Linked DNA regions of Homo sapiens: region 1 is linked to region 2. Evidence: read pairs that join two places in POLR2A ChIA-PET (ENCODE). Cell type or tissue: Panc1. All regions are shown on one strand. Links, peaks and the distances in the headings refer to the core of each region. The heading gives the core; the rest is flanking DNA. Region 1 overlaps RIMS4 (regulating synaptic membrane exocytosis 4). Region 2 has its middle 17 kb from the start of CCN5.

Evidence for each region. ChIA-PET counts read pairs that join two places held together with the same protein. Peaks named below come from ENCODE experiments on the same cell type or tissue, not always from the same donor. Only the 100,000 strongest peaks of a DNase experiment are listed, where the experiment ranks them.
Region 1: POLR2A ChIA-PET joins it to region 2 with 10 read pairs; 2 of 35 experiments call an interaction of 5 or more read pairs at or near these places.

Annotation. Positions count from the first base shown.
Region 1 is chr20:44,756,282-44,764,925 of GRCh38, forward strand. RIMS4 (regulating synaptic membrane exocytosis 4) reads right to left here. Exons shown (of 6, transcript NM_182970.4): 3 at 1,791-1,903; 4 at 1,389-1,490; 5 at 617-756; 6 at 1-71. Among named protein-coding and RNA genes, the nearest start is that of KCNK15-AS1, 14 kb to the left of the region's middle. RefSeq lists an enhancer at 455-1,654. In Panc1, for the core only: no CTCF peak of the experiment used is centred there; no DNase peak of the experiment used is centred there.
Region 2 is chr20:44,693,535-44,702,239 of GRCh38, forward strand. No RefSeq gene overlaps it. Among named protein-coding and RNA genes, the nearest start is that of CCN5, 17 kb to the right of the region's middle. RefSeq lists a silencer at 2,936-2,985 and an enhancer at 3,676-3,725. In Panc1, for the core only: no CTCF peak of the experiment used is centred there; no DNase peak of the experiment used is centred there; H3K27ac peaks cover 7,374 bases.

The DNA.
Region 1 (8,644 bases), core at 1-8,000, 62 kb after region 2:
TCCAGCAGCACGCGAGCCACACCCATGAACTGCTTCCGCTCCATCCGCCCGTAGTTCCCCCACACGATCACCTGTGGGGCAAGAGACACAGTGGTTCAAATCCTGCCAGTGCCACTCACAGGCCCAGAAGCAGAACCTGGGTCGCCCCATGCCCAATCCAGCTCAGTCCTGTGATTTCTACCTCCTTAAAACTGCAATTCCTCAACAGGCCTTTCTTATCACGGGGCATCACACCAAGCCCCTGGCCTCCAGAGGCTGTTGATGGTAATGGTGACGGTGACGATGGTAATGGGTAGAACACTTGCTGTAGGCAAAACTGCAAATACTTTTCCTGCACACAGCACACATTCCACTGGCACCAGAATGTTATCAGGTAGGTACTATTAGGGTCCCCGCTTTACAGATGAAGGAACTGAGGGTCAGAAGGGAACTTGTTCAAAGTTGTGCAGTAAGTTGTGGAGCTCAGTTCAGCCACAGTGAACTGAGGGCCTCGCCTGTTTCCTCCAGGCGAGGCCCTCCAGAGACACCCCCCGCCAGGGGTGCCCTCCTCTCATTCTGGTACTGTGCATGTGTGCTCGTGCACACACACACACGTGAGCGCGTCAATGCCCCTCACCTGGAGGACTTTGCCCTGGGGACTCTCAGGAAACAGCAGCACCTGGTTATACAGTGGGTCCAGCGACTTGCGAGCGACTTTGGTCTTCTTCTTGGCAATGCAGATGCCATTCTCTAGCAGGTAGGCCTTGATGTAGGCCGCTGGGGATAGAGGCCAGCAGGGGTGAGTTCTAGTTTGGCCCTCAAATGGTGGGCAAAGGGTGCAACAGAGGGAGGCTGCCCACCCTCTGCTGGAGATAGGTGTGCCCCCATGGGGTCTGGGGAGGACGCACCAGGACACATGGGGGGTGGGCATTTGGGGGCAGCAGGTACAGCTGGGCTTGGGTGCAGCCTGCCCCACCTCCTCTGGTGGTCCTCACTGTCTCCACCCTTCCTTTGCTCACTCTGTGCTCACCTGTTTCCTCTCTCAGTCCATAATGTGCCCACCCCCTCCCTGGCTTATGCATCTATCTGCTGACCCCCTCACTCACCAAGCCTGAGCACCTACTGCATGCCAAGAACCCTGCTAGGCACTGGGGTATAATGATAAGCTGGAAAGATGGTCCCTGCCTTCCAGGAGCTCAGTCCAGTGGAGGAGAGGAACAAGGTCAACAGACAATCTCAACTGGCTCTTCAAACAAACCCTAAACTACCAATTCCACATAAGACATCAGAGTTGGGACAGGGGGTCCCCACAGTTGGGCCCAATTTTCTCTCTTCAAGGCCCTCAGTACCCATCAGGATATCCTCCCTGACCTCCACCCCCACCTTGCAGGGGAAGGTAGGCCCCAGACCTGGCAGTGTCTTGGAGCCTGGCTTGGCTGTCAGTCCCCGAGCCTGGATAATGTCCACCTCCAACTGACCGTTCCGCTCCTGCAGACCGATCTCCACATCCCCTGGAAGAGGCACCAAGAGATGAGACTGGGAAATGGTTCAGAAGCTCAAGCTTGGACTCAGCTCTTCTCCTTTACTTAGGGCTGAAACCCCCTTCCCCTGCTCCCAGCCCAGAATAAGACCAGAACCAACTCCCACCAAGTGCCTAGGCTCTGCTGAGGGCTTGAGAGTGTGCCCTGGGCTCTAGGCGGCATGCGCAGAGGATGGATCAACAGGCAAAGGGGAAGGAGGGAGAGACGCTGAGCTTCTGGTGTGACACCCAACTCCCCTAGTCCATTTGAAACCAGCCTTGGGGCACTCACCCATGGGTGTGGTGGCCAGGGTCTGGCGGCCCACAAACTGTGCCGGCCCCATGCTTCCCAGGAAGTCACTGAACTGGGCGTCCGACGCCAGGCAAACTCCTCCATAGTTAAGGCTGCAAGAGGAAAAGGTGAGACAAAGCACACATTCCCAGTGGTTTACCAACAACTCTGGACTCAAGCAGTCAACCTCCATGCAATGGATATGCTGAAACTTCCCTCTTGGGATGGAGATAAGGTTTACCCAGTATCTGGCTCATGTGGTTTAGTGCCTTGATACTCAAAGTGTGGTTCAGAGACCAGCAGCATCAGCATCACCTGGGAACTAATTAGATACATAGAACTGCAGCCCACTCCACCCCCAGCTGCTGAATCAGAATCTGAATTTTAATGCGAGCCCCAGATGATGCCCTTGCACGTGAAAGTGTGAGCTGCACTGCAAACGGCTCTAGACTCTGAGGGGTGCATTTCTTGCGGCTGCTTGGCTACCTAATATCCACTTCCCCTTCCTCTGGTAACAAGATCTCAAATTTTCTTTACGGAACCCCCTCCCCGTGGCACATGATCACAGTGGGGTGGAGGGAACAGCTCCTGAGACTGGGCCTCCAGCTCAGCCTGGCCAATCAGGGCATCCCTTCCCCTCGGCCAGTGATCAGCTCAGAGACAGGCATGTAGCCCAGTTCAGCCAACAAGAATCAGGCCTGGAAGCTTTGTTTGAACTATGGGGAGTGAGACGCTCTCTTTCCCACCAGACTTGAGCCTGAGATGCAGGACTGGAGCTTCTGGTGCTATGTAGCTACCATCTGGATCCCGAGAATGAAACCATCAAAATGACAGCATTGTGTGAGCTCCTGGATCAAGCTCTGCCTGAAGCAAGCTACTTCATCTTTTGGTTACGTTAAGTCAATATCAACAGCAACAACAAAGATAATTTTATTATTTTGCCTAAGACAGCTTTAGTCAGTTCTCCCCACTCCCTTCACTTCTCTAAGTATCTCTTTCCCATCTGTGAAATGGGAATAATAATGTTCCCATCTCCTAGGTCTGTTGTATTAAGTGCGATGAGGCACTAAGTACCATGCCTGATGTGCCTCTGTTATCCTGAGCACCAAAGCACTTGCAACCCATTTTCTCATCTGATCCTCACCACAACCACAGGAGGTTTTTTTTGTTGTTGTTCTGGTTTTTGTTTTTTTTTTGAGACAGAGTTTCCCTCTGTTGCCCAGTCTGGAGTGCAGTGGCACGGTCTTGGCTCATTGCAGCTTCGAACTCCTGGGTTTAAGCGTTTAAGCAATTCTCATGCCTCAGCCTCCCAAGTAGCTGGGAATACAGACGTGTACCACCACGCCCGGCCAATTTTTGTGTTTTTTAGTAGAGACAGAGTTTCATCACATTGGCCAGGCTGGTCTCCAACCCCTGGCCTCACGTGATCCACCCACCTCGACCTCCCAAAGTGCTGGGATTACAGGGGTGAGCCACCACGCCTAGCCCAAGAGGTTGGCTTTTGATCTTTATCACCATCTTTTAAATAAGAAACACATTTGCCCAGCAAAAGGGTGACCCTATTCCCTGGCCAGAGATGAGGCATACAGAGTCAGAGGCTTAACCCAAGCCAGGCCAATCAAAACCTCTCTCTGGGAAATAAAAAAGAGAATCCTGGAGACTAAAAGTCACAAGAACTGAGCCATATAAATGGCCTGCCCTCAGGCAAAACCCATAAACTCTACTAGCTACCCAGTCTTGGCTGCCCGATTCTTCCCTGAACCATTTGAAGTCCCCCAGTGTTCTGTTTTTACTTAAGTTATCTGCAGAGTTAATGGCAGAATATTCAGCCTGAGTGCTTTCCCTTTTCCTGATTTCCTACTACCCCTGGCTTGCTTTCCCCATTCAGACAGTAGCCAGGGTGTCCTATGTTGGCTGCCTCAGAGAAGGAATGACCCAGCAGGAGGTAGAGAGCAAGAGACTTGGGCTCTTGACTTTTCAGTTCCAAATCTAAGAAACAGACTTGAAAGAATAGGTACAAAACTAGGCTATCCTGCCCCGAAACAGACAAACCCTCAGCCTGGGAGAGCAGAGGAAGTCAGGCAAGGAGGGAACAGAGCTGAGATGCTGCAGGATCCTTGAGGACGGTCTGTAGTCTGCAGCTGGTGAGTGCTGGGGGATGACAGAAAACTCCAGATAGGCTGGGGGGATCTGAAAGCAGAGGAGACTTGCACTTACTCTTCTTATTGGGTGGAGCTAAGAAAAGGGCAGAACACTTTACAGAAATGGCTACTTGGGCTTCTTGTCAAGTAACCCCCTGGGAGATCTCTGAGGCTCTCTGTACATCCCTCCATACCCTAGAGAGGAACATATGATCCAGGTGCACTGGAGAGAAGGGCAGATCCATAGAGGCCTGGTGGTCTGGGCAAAGAGAAGTAGCTGAGACCAATGAGAAACAATGACCAAGGAGCAGACAGTAAGATCACGTTCCAGGAGACACCAGGATGATGGATGATGATTGCAGACCACACACTCTGTCCCCAGTGTCTGAGCACCACAATAATAGCAGCCAATGCTACTGGACACGAGCCCTCACTGACATTCAGCTGGTACACCAGGTGTTATGGCCGGCGTCCATTTGATCCATTCATTCAACCAACAAATGTTTACTGAGCACATACTATGCACTCTATTGTGTCCAGGCACTATTCTGGACACTTGGAATATGTTAGTGAACAGTGATTTCTGCCCTTCAGGTGCTTAGATTCTAGTGACATATTACACACAATTAATATCATAAACATTACAGTATGTTAGAAGGTGGTAAATGATAGAAATCTTAGTAATAAATAAGTAGAGAATTAATGTGGGCAGGGGGGGATGTGGGCGGCAATACAAAATAGTGTGATCAGTAGCTGTGACTTGTGCTTCTTATTAAATACTTTGATAGTTACCCTGGGCCTGTTCTAGAAATTTACACAGATTCTCTCCACATAAACTTCCCCAGGACACAGGCATAACATTTGGGAAAATCCTGAACCAAGTGGGTCTAAGTTTCCAGCAAACAGAGGACACAGCGGGACTTGATACAGAGATTAGCAACAGCGAACTCCCAGTGCTCACTAAATGCCACAAATGTCAAAGTGCTCTATACTTATTAATTCATTTCAGCCTCACAACAACCCCATGAGGTCAATACTGTTACTGGGCCCATTTTATAGATGAGCCGGAGAGTTAAGAAACCTACCCAAATGACACAGGTACTGCATGGCCCCACCCTATCCCTCAGCACTCACCTCTATACTTTGAAGCTACCTGCTCTCACACCTGCCACTAGGTCTGAGGGCTTATTTTCTGGCTGTGAGAATTCTGAATTTTGCTGGGGAAGCAAATTCAGCCTGTGGCACAGGGCAGGCTGGAAGCACCTGAGGGTTCATGCCTCAGAAGCAGCCCCCACCCAGTGACAAACTGGGAGTCTGCAGGGGGGATAATGCAGGTGAATGTTCACCCAGCCTCCCAAGGCTCCCCAGTGGGCCTGAGCTCCAGCTGCCCTTAGTGGTAGCAGGCTTGATGACGCATCCGTTATTAGCTCCCCTCCCTTCCCATCCCATTCCTTGCAGCTCCCACACTCGGGTTGCCTGGGATGGCCTGCCAAATAACCAGTTTCCACTTGAATCTTTGAATCAGGGTCTGCTCTGGAAGAAGCCAAACCAAGACAGAAGCTGAGTGGTATCTGAACCCAGAGAGTGAGGCTTCCAAGTCTATTATCTTAACAATTATGCAACAATGGTTTTTTTATAGACAGAAAGTATGAAAAAATAAAGTCACGTAAGTGTCTGGGGACTGAAAGGTATACCCACTATTCTTGCAAAACCAAAGACCCTTAATTAACAGCACAGAGGCTATGGTCTAGACCAGGGGTCCCTAACCTTTTTAGCACCAGGGACCAGTTTTGTGGAAGACAATTTTTCCATGGACTGGGGCAGGGAGTGGGGGATGGTTTTGGGATGAAACTGCTCCACCTCAGATCATCAGGCATTAGTTAGATTCTCACAAGGAGCTTGCAACCTAGATCCCTCTCATGCACAGTTCACAGCAGGGTTCATGCTCCTATGAGAATCTAATGTCATCACTGATCTGACAGGAGGCAGAGCTCAGGCGGTAACGCTCGCTCGCCCACCGCTCACCTGCTCTGCAGCCTGGTTCCTAAGAGGCCAGGGACCAGTACCCCTGGGGGAGGCCCCTGGGGTTGGGGACCCCTGACCTCTTTCACACTGGTGACATGGCCTTTCCTCCATGCCCCTGGGTCTCTTTTCCACCCTACCCTCCCAGCCATCTAGGGGGCCAGCCTCCATTTTGTAAGGAGTGTCTGGGCTCCAAAAGCCTGAGAAATGGTGGGGGTCTCACGGATTCCAGGCATGGAAGGAGCGCAGCCTCCCAGGCAGAGGGAGGCCCTCTGCAGCCTGAAATTGAAAGTTTCCTCCAACGTCATCATTGTCTGCTTCTCAGTTCCTGGTGGGATTGTGAGCAGACAATGGGGAACTGGCAGGCCTGGTAATTAGCGGTAATTGTTTATAATATCTGGGCGGCTGCCTGATTTCCTATCCCAGGGAGCCTTGCTAGCTGCCAAGGAACCCGGCTGACGCCCCAGAAACCCTGAATAGGTTATCACGTCCTCCTGGGGGCTGGAGGAAGGAGGAATAAAGTGGTGGCTGGGCCCTACTAGGCCAGAAATCCAACTGCGGGTCTTCCCTGGAGTACACAAGAAGGCAGAGGCCGCAAAATCAAATCTGCCTCTACAACTCACTAGCCAACTGCTTGCTGTGTGACCTCTGACAAGTTGTTATTGTCTCTGCATTTCAATGTTCTTATCTGCAAATGAAATCACACTGCCTCATGGACAGTGTCTGGCCTTTTTGTTGGCCAGTGCCTGTGCTGTCTCAGTTTCAAATGTTTTTCAAAATTTCTGCTTACGGCATCCATGAGCACAGGGGTATAAAAGAGCTTATTGCATTAAGTGCTGCATATGTGCTACAACTTTGACAAGTCCTTGTATGCAACAGGAGCTCAATAGATGTTCACTGCCAAACCCTACAGCAGGACTTACACTGGGAAAATAAAGGATGGAGTGAAGACTGGATTTGGCATAACGCAGACCCTGGATGCCAGTACTGTACAACCTGTGGCAAGTGTCTTAACCTCTCTGAGCTGCAGTTTCCTCATGTAGAAAATGGGAATAAATAGTAATTACCTTGCCGAGTTGTTGGGGAGAGTCAGAGAGCTAGTGTAGGCAAGGTGCTTTAGCACAGAGGACCTGCTGAGTGAATCAAAGGGTGAGATACCATGGCCTGCTGGGCCTGCTGCCTGGCCTGGGAGAGCCTCCTTGCCACATTCTTGGCATTTTCATGGCATTTCAGATTCTAGACCTGTTAGTAAGTACAGCATCTGGATGCCTGAGAATAAGCCCAAGCCATTCTGGGGAGTACTGCAGCAGCGGGTCCCTTCCAGGGACGTGTGCCACTTGGACAGGCGCAAAGCCCTGTAACAGGATTACAACCCATGTTCTGCTGGCCTTTTATTTTGTGTTAATGGTGAAATGAGATTCCCTGCATTTCAAATCCTATTACTTTTGTTTGTGGAGCTGAAACCCATTGGTCTTTTATTATTAACCTCTGAGCTTGGTTTGGCCCCTGGATTTTCTGTGTTCTTGATGGTGAAAGAAGTAACTGGCTCACGCAGGGGTTTGACTCCATTCTCTTTTCCAGATGGATCACTCGTCTCAACAGCATCAGAAATTAAAAGGTTGCACAGCCCTTGTGGTGATTATAGGTTATGTGATTCTCAAAGGTTTAGGAGTTTACGGGTTCCCTGTCCATCCATTCACTACATGCTCACCTATCCATCCATCCATCCATTTATCCATCCATCCATCCACCTATCACTTCATCCATCCATCCATTTATCCATCCATCCATTTATCCATCCATCCATCCATTTATCCATCCATCCATCCATTTATCCATCCATCCATCCATCCATCCACCCATCCATCCGTCCATCCATTTATCCATCCATCCATCCATCCATTTATGCATCCATTTATCCATCCATCCATCCATCCATCCATCCATCCATCCATTTATCCATCCATCCATCCATCCACCCATCCATCCATCCGTCCATCCATTCATCCATCCATCCATCCTCCCACAAACTCACCAAGCCTACAATGCAATCAATTCTGCTGTAACATGAAATATACATTTCTAAAAATTACTGTGCAACGCAAAATCTTGCTATAAAAATCACACAGCTTATGGGAAAATGGGGTCAGTGTCACATCAAAAACAGAAAAAGGCAAGAATGCAGTAAAAATGAAAGCATGGTTTTAAATATGTTAAATGCTTTAGAAATGCACAAATACTACAATAAAAATGGCATTTGACCTTGAAAATGACCTGCAGTTTGCTTGTGGAAGTGGGTGTCGGAAGAGGTGCAGCCTGTGAGTGATTGTGAGGTGGTGAGGGAAAAACTGAAGTCAATGGAAAGTTGTACCACCAGGTGTGGACAGGTGTGGCTTATAATAGTAAACTGAGGGTGCCGTGGATGTCTGAGGCGCATGTGTTTTGTGTATTCTTATGTGGGTGCAGTTTTCTTCATTCACCCAGTGCTCCTCGTGGATGAAATTGCACCTGAACAAATGCAAAATTTATGTTATGCTCAAATTGTTCCCTAATACTTGAATCATGTTGGAACAAATTCTCGTTTTCAAAACAAGTACTGTAGCAGAATTGCCCTGTGCCAGGATATACCATATCATACAATCCTGACCCCGACTTCTCAACCATTCAAGGTATTTCCAAGCCTGACCACCT
Region 2 (8,705 bases), core at 398-8,397:
AGCCATGTTGACTGCTGTAACAAATAACTCCAAAACCTCAGTGGCTTTGCATTATAAATGCTTGGTTCTTTCTCACATCAAACTGCAATAAGTCTTGACAGGAGGGCTCTGTTTTCTGCAGGTCATATAGGGATTGAGACTTTTCCTATTTGTGGCTTTCCTCATTCTCAGAGTCCTCTCCATTCAGCAGGCAGATGGCAGAAAGATTGTGGGTAGAAGATTTTTATAAGCCAGACCTGAAATCAGTACAATTATTTTTGCTTACATCCCATTGGCCAGAGCTCAGTCACATGACCACATCTAACTGCAAAGAAGGCTGGGAAATGTATCCCACATGTGTGCCCAGGAAGAAGAAGATGGCTATTGGTGAGCCTTGGTAGTCTTCCACAAGAACATGACCCAGTTCTGGCCAATAAAACATAAAGAAAGTATGCTGGGACAGGAGGTTTGAGAAGGGCTGGCCTCAATTATTATATAAAAAGGGGTGTGGGGAAGGTCCCCTATTCTTTCCCTTTAAGTGGTTGCATGAGGATGCGATGTCTGGAACTTTGGCAGCCATGTTGAGAGCATGACGGGCCAAGCCTCAGGGCTACAGCCAATATACTGAGGGTGCTGAAGCCAAAATGCGGGTCCTAGATGACATCACTGAACCTCTGAATGAACCAAAACTGGAGCCACGTAACCTCCAGATTTCTTGACTGCGAAGGCACCTATTATTGAATTCAGGAGTAATAGGGTATTCTATTACTTGCAGCCTAAAACATCCTAGCTGATTGACACTCAGGTGCAAATGCTGAAAACAGCTAAGAGGACAAGGTTAAGCCATGCCAGCTGTTACAACGAATAACTCCAAAACCTCAGTGGCTTTGCACTACAAATACTTGGTTCCCTTGAAACCCCTCCTCTGCTTGAAGTTAGGTAGAGCCAAGTAACATAGCTTTGGCCTACTCTGGATGTTGTGCTTTTTTGGGGAAGTTGGGGACAGAGCAGCAGTTCAAGCACAAAATGACCTGGCTGCTTTGTGCCAGGTCCTTTATACACACAGTGTATACACGGGAGCAAAATGCCTGGACTCAAATCTTGAGTCTGCCACCTCACCAGCCATGTGACCTTGGGCAAAGTCAATCAACCTCACTGAGCCCTAGTTTCCCCATTGAAAACATTGGGGTGATTATAAATATTCTACCCACAGAGTAAAGGATTAAATGTCCAATTCAGATAAAGAACTTGGCACATTATCTGTAAATAAACACTTAAAAGATTCTGACCAGAGCCTGGTGGGATGTGAGTAATATCAACCCCACCTTAGAGATGGGGAGTCTAGGGTTCAAGGAAATGAAGTCCAAGGACATATAAATAATAAGAGACAGAGCCTGGATTTTAATACAGACCTAATTGAACACCTGCTATGTGCCAGGCATTGTGTGAGGTGTTTAGATATATTATCCCATTGAACATACTAGCAATCCTGCATGGGAGGTATTATTATTATCATTATTGTTATTCCTATTGGACAAATGAGAAAGCCAAAACTCAGAGAAGTGAAAAGACTTGCCTACAGGCCAGGTCAAGATGCAGTACTTGAACCTAGGCTGAGTCCAAGCCTTTATTCTTTCCACCATGTATAAGCCTCCCTAACAGAAGCCCACCAGACTATTATAGTGGAATTGTAGGCATCAGAGGAGTAATACATTTGGCTCCCATGGCTATTCAGGGTTCCCTGAAGTCATCCCCAAAAGCTGGCTGCCAGTCCAGCCTGTCACCAAGGTTGTCCTGGTGATGGCTTTACCCTCACTCCTCCAGTAGAATAACTGGGCCCTGGAGTGGATGGTCCTGAGGGAGGAAGTTTGGCTCACTTGATAAAGCAGAACTTTCAAACACTTTGAGCTCATCCATGATGGAATAGGCTGCCTTGGGATGCGATGAGTTCTGTGGTCCTGGGAGGATACAAGCAGAGAAAGTCTGGTGGCCACCTGCAAGGAAGATTATTAAGACAGTTACTGCATAGAAAGTGAAATTAGATTCAAAGACCTTTCAGGTTTGAAATCTGTGGTTGCAAGATTCTCAGGTCCCATTTTCTCAGATTCCAGTCTAAGATTACATGATACTCAAAATCCAGGAATCTAAGGCTGCACGAGTTTTCTCCTTGGATTTTTTGTTCCCTATTTAGGCAGTTAGACTGCAGAACATCTACTGACTCAGGAAACAGATGTGTTAGTAAAAGCAGAGAATACATTTCTGGGTTTCAAAAACACCCCTTCCTCCCAGGAAAGAACATTCCTAAGAGACTTGGGCATCTTGAACACCTAATGAATCTGAAAGAGGCTCTCACTTTCTGTGACTGTCTTTAGGGACTGTCCACAAATACTCTGTTTCTTTTCCTTTTAGGGTGCCTTAGTCTGTTCAGGCTGCTACAGCAAAACATCTTAGACTGGGTAATTTATAAACAACAGAAATTCATTGCTCACAGTTCTGGAGGTTGGGAAATTCAAGATCAAGGCTCCAGCAGACTCAGTGTCTGGTGGGAGCCTGTTTCTTATAGATGGTGACTTCTGTGTGTCCTCACATGGCAGAAGGGACAGATGGGCTCCCTCAAGCCTCTTTTACAAGAACACTAATCCCATTCATGGGTGGAGCCCTCCTGACCTAATCAACTTCCAAAGGCCCCACCTCTTAAGGCTATCACTGTGGGGATTAGGTCTCAACATCTGAACTTTGGGGAACACATTCAGACCACAGCACAGGCCCATAGTAGGATTTCCACTTGAACTCCCTCCTCTGCTTGAAGTTAGGTACAGCCAAGTAACAAGCTTTGGCCAATGAAATGTGTGCAGAAGTGAAGTGTGCCACTTCCTGGGGGAGACTTTAGGAGCCAGTCTGTGGCTTGATGCTTTCTCTTGCCCTCTGCTGTGCAACAGTTGAAATGGTGGTTGTTCTATCAGCTGGGATCCAGGAGCAAGGAGACACAGAGCAGCGCAGCAGCTGCCCAGCAGGGGACGTGCATCAGGAGCCACTGAGAAACAGGACTTGAGCGTTGCTGTTACTGTAGCAGAACTCACCCTACCCTGACTGATGCACAGCTCTCCCCTCCCCTCCCTCCTTCCTCCCATCTAAGAAGGCTGGGAAGGAGGTCAGAGAAAAAGCTATGAGTGAGCATATTTTGGATTTTGTTGGTCAGTGGGCCCCAGAGAGCTTTGAAGAATTCAGAAGCAGAGAGCAGGGAGGATCTCAAGAGATAAAATGGCCAAGAGGGCCAGAGACAACCTCACGCCTAGATACAATTGGGGAAAAAAAATGAATGGAGCTGGGAAAGTGATGGGGTTGGGGAAAAAAATCCCAATTGAATAAGATGAATTTTCTGCCCACATATGGAATGGAGCATTGAAATGAGAATGAATTTAAAATAGATTACATTTCCAGCCCATCTGAATTTCAGACTGAGAATATCTGCTGCACATAATTCAAGATCCCACAGTCTCAAGAGGCTTGGGTCCTGGGCTTTGACAATGACTCTTTTCCTGGGCAGAAGGTTGTACATGGACACTGGGAGCACCTAGGCCTGGAAGCTGGGAGAACTAGGCTCTCCTGTCTGATGTCACTTTCCCTGTCACTTTCCCAGGGAGGCCTTCCCTGACTGCCTGACTTAAAAGGAACTTCCTCTACCACCCTGGCCATTCTCTATTCCTCTTCTTAACATCAATTGACACACCACAAGTTTTCATTTTTTTTTTTTTTTTTTCTTGAGATGGAGTCTCACTCTGTCACCCAGGCTGCACCCAGGCTGGAGTGCAGTGGCACGATCTCAGCTCACTGCAACCTCCACCTCCCAGGTTAAAGCGATTCTCCTGCCTCAGCCTCCCGAATAGCTGGGACTACAGGCACGTGCCACCACGTCCAGCTATACTGATGTGTTTATTGTCTATTTCCCCACTTGACTGTAAGTTTCAAAATGGCAGATATTCCTCTCTCTCTCTCTCCCTCTTTTTTCTTTTCCCTTTTATTTATAAAAAACTTCAAACATACAGAAAACCTATCATGAAGACCCATTTACCGCTTACCCATCATCTAGATTTCCAACTGTTAACATTTTACTGTATTTGCATCATGTTTTTTGGTGCTGGCATTTTCTGAAGTATATAATATTCTTCACTATATTTCCTTTTAAAAAATTGAAGATGGCCGGGCGCGGTGTCTCACGCCTATAATCCCAGCACTTTGGGAGGCGGAGGTGGGCGGATCACGAGATCAGGAGATCAAGACCATTCTGGCTAACATGGTGAAACCCTGTCTCTACTAAAAATACAAAAAATTAGCCGGGCGTGGTGGCGGGTGCCTGTAGTCCCAGCTACTTGGGAGGCTGAGGCAGGAGAATGGCATGAACCCGGGAGGTAGAGCCTGCGGTGAGCCGAGATGGTGCCACTGCATTCCAGCCTGGGCGACAGAGCGAGACTCCATCTCAAAAAAAAAAAAAAAAAATGAAGGTAAGGAGTTTTGTCTGTTGTATTCACTGCCATATTACTCACTGCCTGGAAGTTGGTAGGCCTTCAGCAAATAGTTGCTGAGTGAGTAGAAGGCGTTAAATCCTCATGACAACCCTGTGCGGTAGGTGTTATTATCCCCCATTTTACAGAAGAGGAAACTAAGGCACAGAGAGGAAAAGTAACTTCCCCAAGGCCACATGGTTGGCAGGTGATGAAAGGGGGATTTGAGCTCAGGCAGGCTGAGTTCAGAGCCCATGCATTTAGCGCACAATTGCTCTCTGCGGGCAATGGCCATTCATCTCCAACTGGGATGTTTATTCATCCTCTTTAGATACCATCTACAGAGGAGACCCAGAGGAAGAAGAGGGGCTCACAGGCTGGCCAAAAGCAGGTGATCTTCCTCTGGGGACCTGATGCTCTCACAAAGCCTGGGGCCTTCTGTCCTGCCCTGGGGTGGAGACAGAAGACTCCTTCCCAGACGAGTGACCTTTAGGGTTTGTTATGAATAGAGATTCCTTCTGGGGAACGTGATGGCTGATGCTGGGAACCCGGGTCCCCAGATTTAACCCCTAGGAATGTGGAGAGGAATCTCCAGACCTCCACCCAGGAGGCCAGCTCTCCCAGCCACCCAGGCCAGCCAGAAGAGGGTGGTTCTAAGCAGCTCTTCCAGTTATTGGACCACTGGGAGGTGGACTGGAACCTTCCATGTCCAGGCTGGGAGGCAGCTCCTCAGAGTAAAAATAACTCTAGGCTTCAAAATCCTGGGGTCTGCCTCTTCCTCCCCAGCTATGTGACATTCACTGGACAGGTGCCTCATGTGGGGGGACTTTGGTTTTCACATCAATCTAATGGGACTAAATATTATACCAACCTCTCAGCAGGGCTGGGACTAGGGTGAAGCCAGCCAGGTGCTCAAGGCATAACATTTAGGGAGGTGCTTGTTCTGAGGCGCCAACCCTGCACTTGCTCAGGCCCCGGGGTGAGGGCCTCGGTAGATTTGCACCCTGGTCACCTTGCTGCCTCAACCTGGCCCCAGCCCTGCCTCCCAGGGTTGTCGTGGGAAGGAAATGAGATATTGTATACAAAGCATGTTAGCACAGCATGTAGCATGCCCTTAGTGCTCACTTGTGGGGAAAATTCTGTTATTGTTCTTTTTTTTTTTTTTTTTTTTTTTTTTTTTGAGAGAGAGTCTCGCTGTGTCACCCAGGCTGGAGTGCAGTAGCACGATCTTGGCTCACTGCAACTTCTGCCTTCCGGATTCAAGTGATTCCCCTGCCTCAGCCTCCTGAGTAGCTGGATTGCAGGTGTGCACCATCATGCCTGGCTAATTTTTTTTTTTTTTTTGAGACGGAGTCTCGCTCTGTCGCCCAGGCTGGACTGCAGTGGTGTGATCTCGGCTCACTGCAAACTCCGCCTCCCGGGTTCACGCCATTCTCCTGCCTCAGCCTCCTGAGTAGCTGGGACTACAGGTGCCCACCACCACGCCTGGCTAATTTTTTTGTATTTTTAGTAGAGACAGGGTTTCACCGTGTTAGCCAGGATGGTCTCGATCTCCTGACCCCGTGATCCGCCCGCCTCGGCCTCCTAAAGTGCTGGGATTACAGGCGTGAGCCACCGCACCTGGCCAATTTTTGTATTTTTAGTAGAGACGGGGTTTCGCCATGTTGGCCAGGCTGATCTAGAACTCCTAATTTCAAGTAATCCACCTGCCTAGGCCTCCCAAAGTGCTGGGCTAGGATTACAGGCGTGAACCACCGCACCCAGCCTGTTCCTATTATTTTTATTGACTGCCTTTCTGAGGTTGGCTGGGCCTGTTTCCCAGCAGTGGCCCTGCCTTGGACCTCTTGCCATGGCCTTCGTCTCTCCCTCCACTTGTACATATTATACCCTTTTTATTATTTATCCCCTTGTAGCATGGTTTGATTCCCATTATTTACTGGTTCCTTGTCCCATGTCTCCTCCTCTGTGTCGACAGCCTGGAAACAATGATTGCTAATATTTACCAAGTGCTCACCATGTGCCAAGCCCTGGGCTAAGCATTTACATGCTGGATTTCATCTCATCTTTACAATGATCCTATGAGGTAGGGACTATGATTATACCCATTTTTCAAATGAGGAAATGGAGGCACTTAAAAATTGAGTAACTTGCCCAAGGATGCATTGTTAGAAAAGGATGGAGCTGAGGGTAGAATCAAGATGGCTTAATCCCTAAAACCCAAGGGATGGAACCCAGAACACTGCCTCTTCCACTCTTCACCAGCTTCTGCCCTGCAGGGTACACGCAGATGGCTCCAAGCAGGGGCCCCATTGCTCACTGGGGGAAACTGGCCTCCCTGAGCTAAGTCAGGTCCTGGGCAGAGGGACAGATGCTCTCTGTGCATCTCTAGGCCACAGCAGGGCGTTTCCAAGTCCTTCCCAGACCAGACGGCGGCTTCTGCTGTAGGCTATAGTAATAACAACAGCGTTGAGCACTCACACTGTACCAGAGCAGGGGTGGCGCCGCGCTGCACACCTGCCGCCCAGGGTCTCCACAGTCCTCACGCTGCCCTTGCATTGATTATTGTCTTTATGTGACCAGTGTGGTAGCTCAGGTGTCAAGACCTCAAGGCACCCAGCCAGGGTCGCATCTCACGTCTATGGCAGATCCAAGATCTGAACTTGGACTTGTCTGAATCCTGGATAAGCTGGGGGGTGAAGCTGGCTGCTGAGGATCCTGTGTGCCCCTCAGCCCTGTTCCCACCACCTCTGTGCCTCCTCCCTGCTGGCAGCCACTGTGGCCACAATGGGGTTAACCCCAGAGGAAGGCATTGAAGGCGCTGGGGCTGGGGTGGGAAGGAAGGCATATTTCGGGGCTCCAAGGACTTGAAGCCTAGCTGCTCCATGCCCAGGCTCTGGGACCCCCCAATACATGCACACATTGTTTAAAATGAAGTGGAACTCCAGGCAGGCAAGTTTTGATTTAGGGGAGACAGCTCCTCCATGGTAATGATACTGAGCCTTGTTATTTGAGCAAATAGGTTTTCTCCCAGCCTCTCACTCCTTTCTTTGTAATTCATCTTCCATCCTGGCCACATGCAGGCCCTGCTTGGAACTCTCTGGGGACTCCTACCCCACAGGATAGTCTAAAACCCTGCCCCGGTATTCAAGGCTGTTTGCAGATGTTCCTCAACCCCACCACCTGTTGCTCCCAAAATTCACACACCCCAGACCTGCACACCACAGTTGTTGCTATTCCACACACAGGTCGCTGGGAGCAGCGCACGGCCCAGCCCCGCCTTTCTGCAAGTGGATCCCTCTGCCTGGAAAGTCCTCCCTCCCCTCCTCTGGATCCTCCTGGGTCAGGCTGGGTGCTCCTCTGAACTCCCAGGCTGAGGGTTGCTGTGTAATTTGATACTACATTGACATTGCAGGAAGATCATGTATGGCTGAGTAGCTAAAAATGCAGGCTTTGAACTTGGATGTGGGTTCAGCCTCAGCTGTATCTCCCGCCAGCTGTGGGACATTGGGCTGGCGTCTCTGAGCCTCAGTTTGCTTCTCTGAACATAGAATGATACGCCCTACTCCATTAAGGTGCTGAGGGTGAAGGAAACCACGGGCTCAGTGTGGGCAGCTTGGCCAGGGCTCCAAGCGCATCGGGTGTTCATGTAGTCCTTCTAGTGCCAGGCGGTCATTAGCAACTTGGTGCCAGTCTCTGAGCTGGTCTCCAGGACGGAGCAGTGGAGGGACCATGTAGCCCCTGCTCCCACAAACACAGACATTGGACAGCCAATTAGTTACCCCAGTTCGTTACCATGGAGACTATAATTAGGGATTATAGTCACCCTGCCCAAGCGCACAGGCCTCACCTCCCATCCTTGCCTTAGCTTTGAAGCTCCCTGGAGCAGGATCTAAACTGGATTTGTCTCTGTAACCTCAGTTCCTCATTATTCATGGTCGGAATGCTCAGCAAACGTTTAAGTGGAAGAGATTTCCATAACAAACACTTGGGAGTTCAGAGGAGCACGCGGTCCAACCTGAACAGAGCAGGAGGATCTCAGAGGAGGGAGGCCACTAGGTAGGATGCGGCGGCACTAAGGGTAGCACTTAGTTTGTGACAAGGACTGTTCCAAGCACACCACTTGGATCATCTATTAAATTCTCACTTATTTATTTATTTATTTTAAAATTGTGTTTATTTATTTATTTATTTATTTATTTATTTGTTTGTTTTGAGATGGAGTCT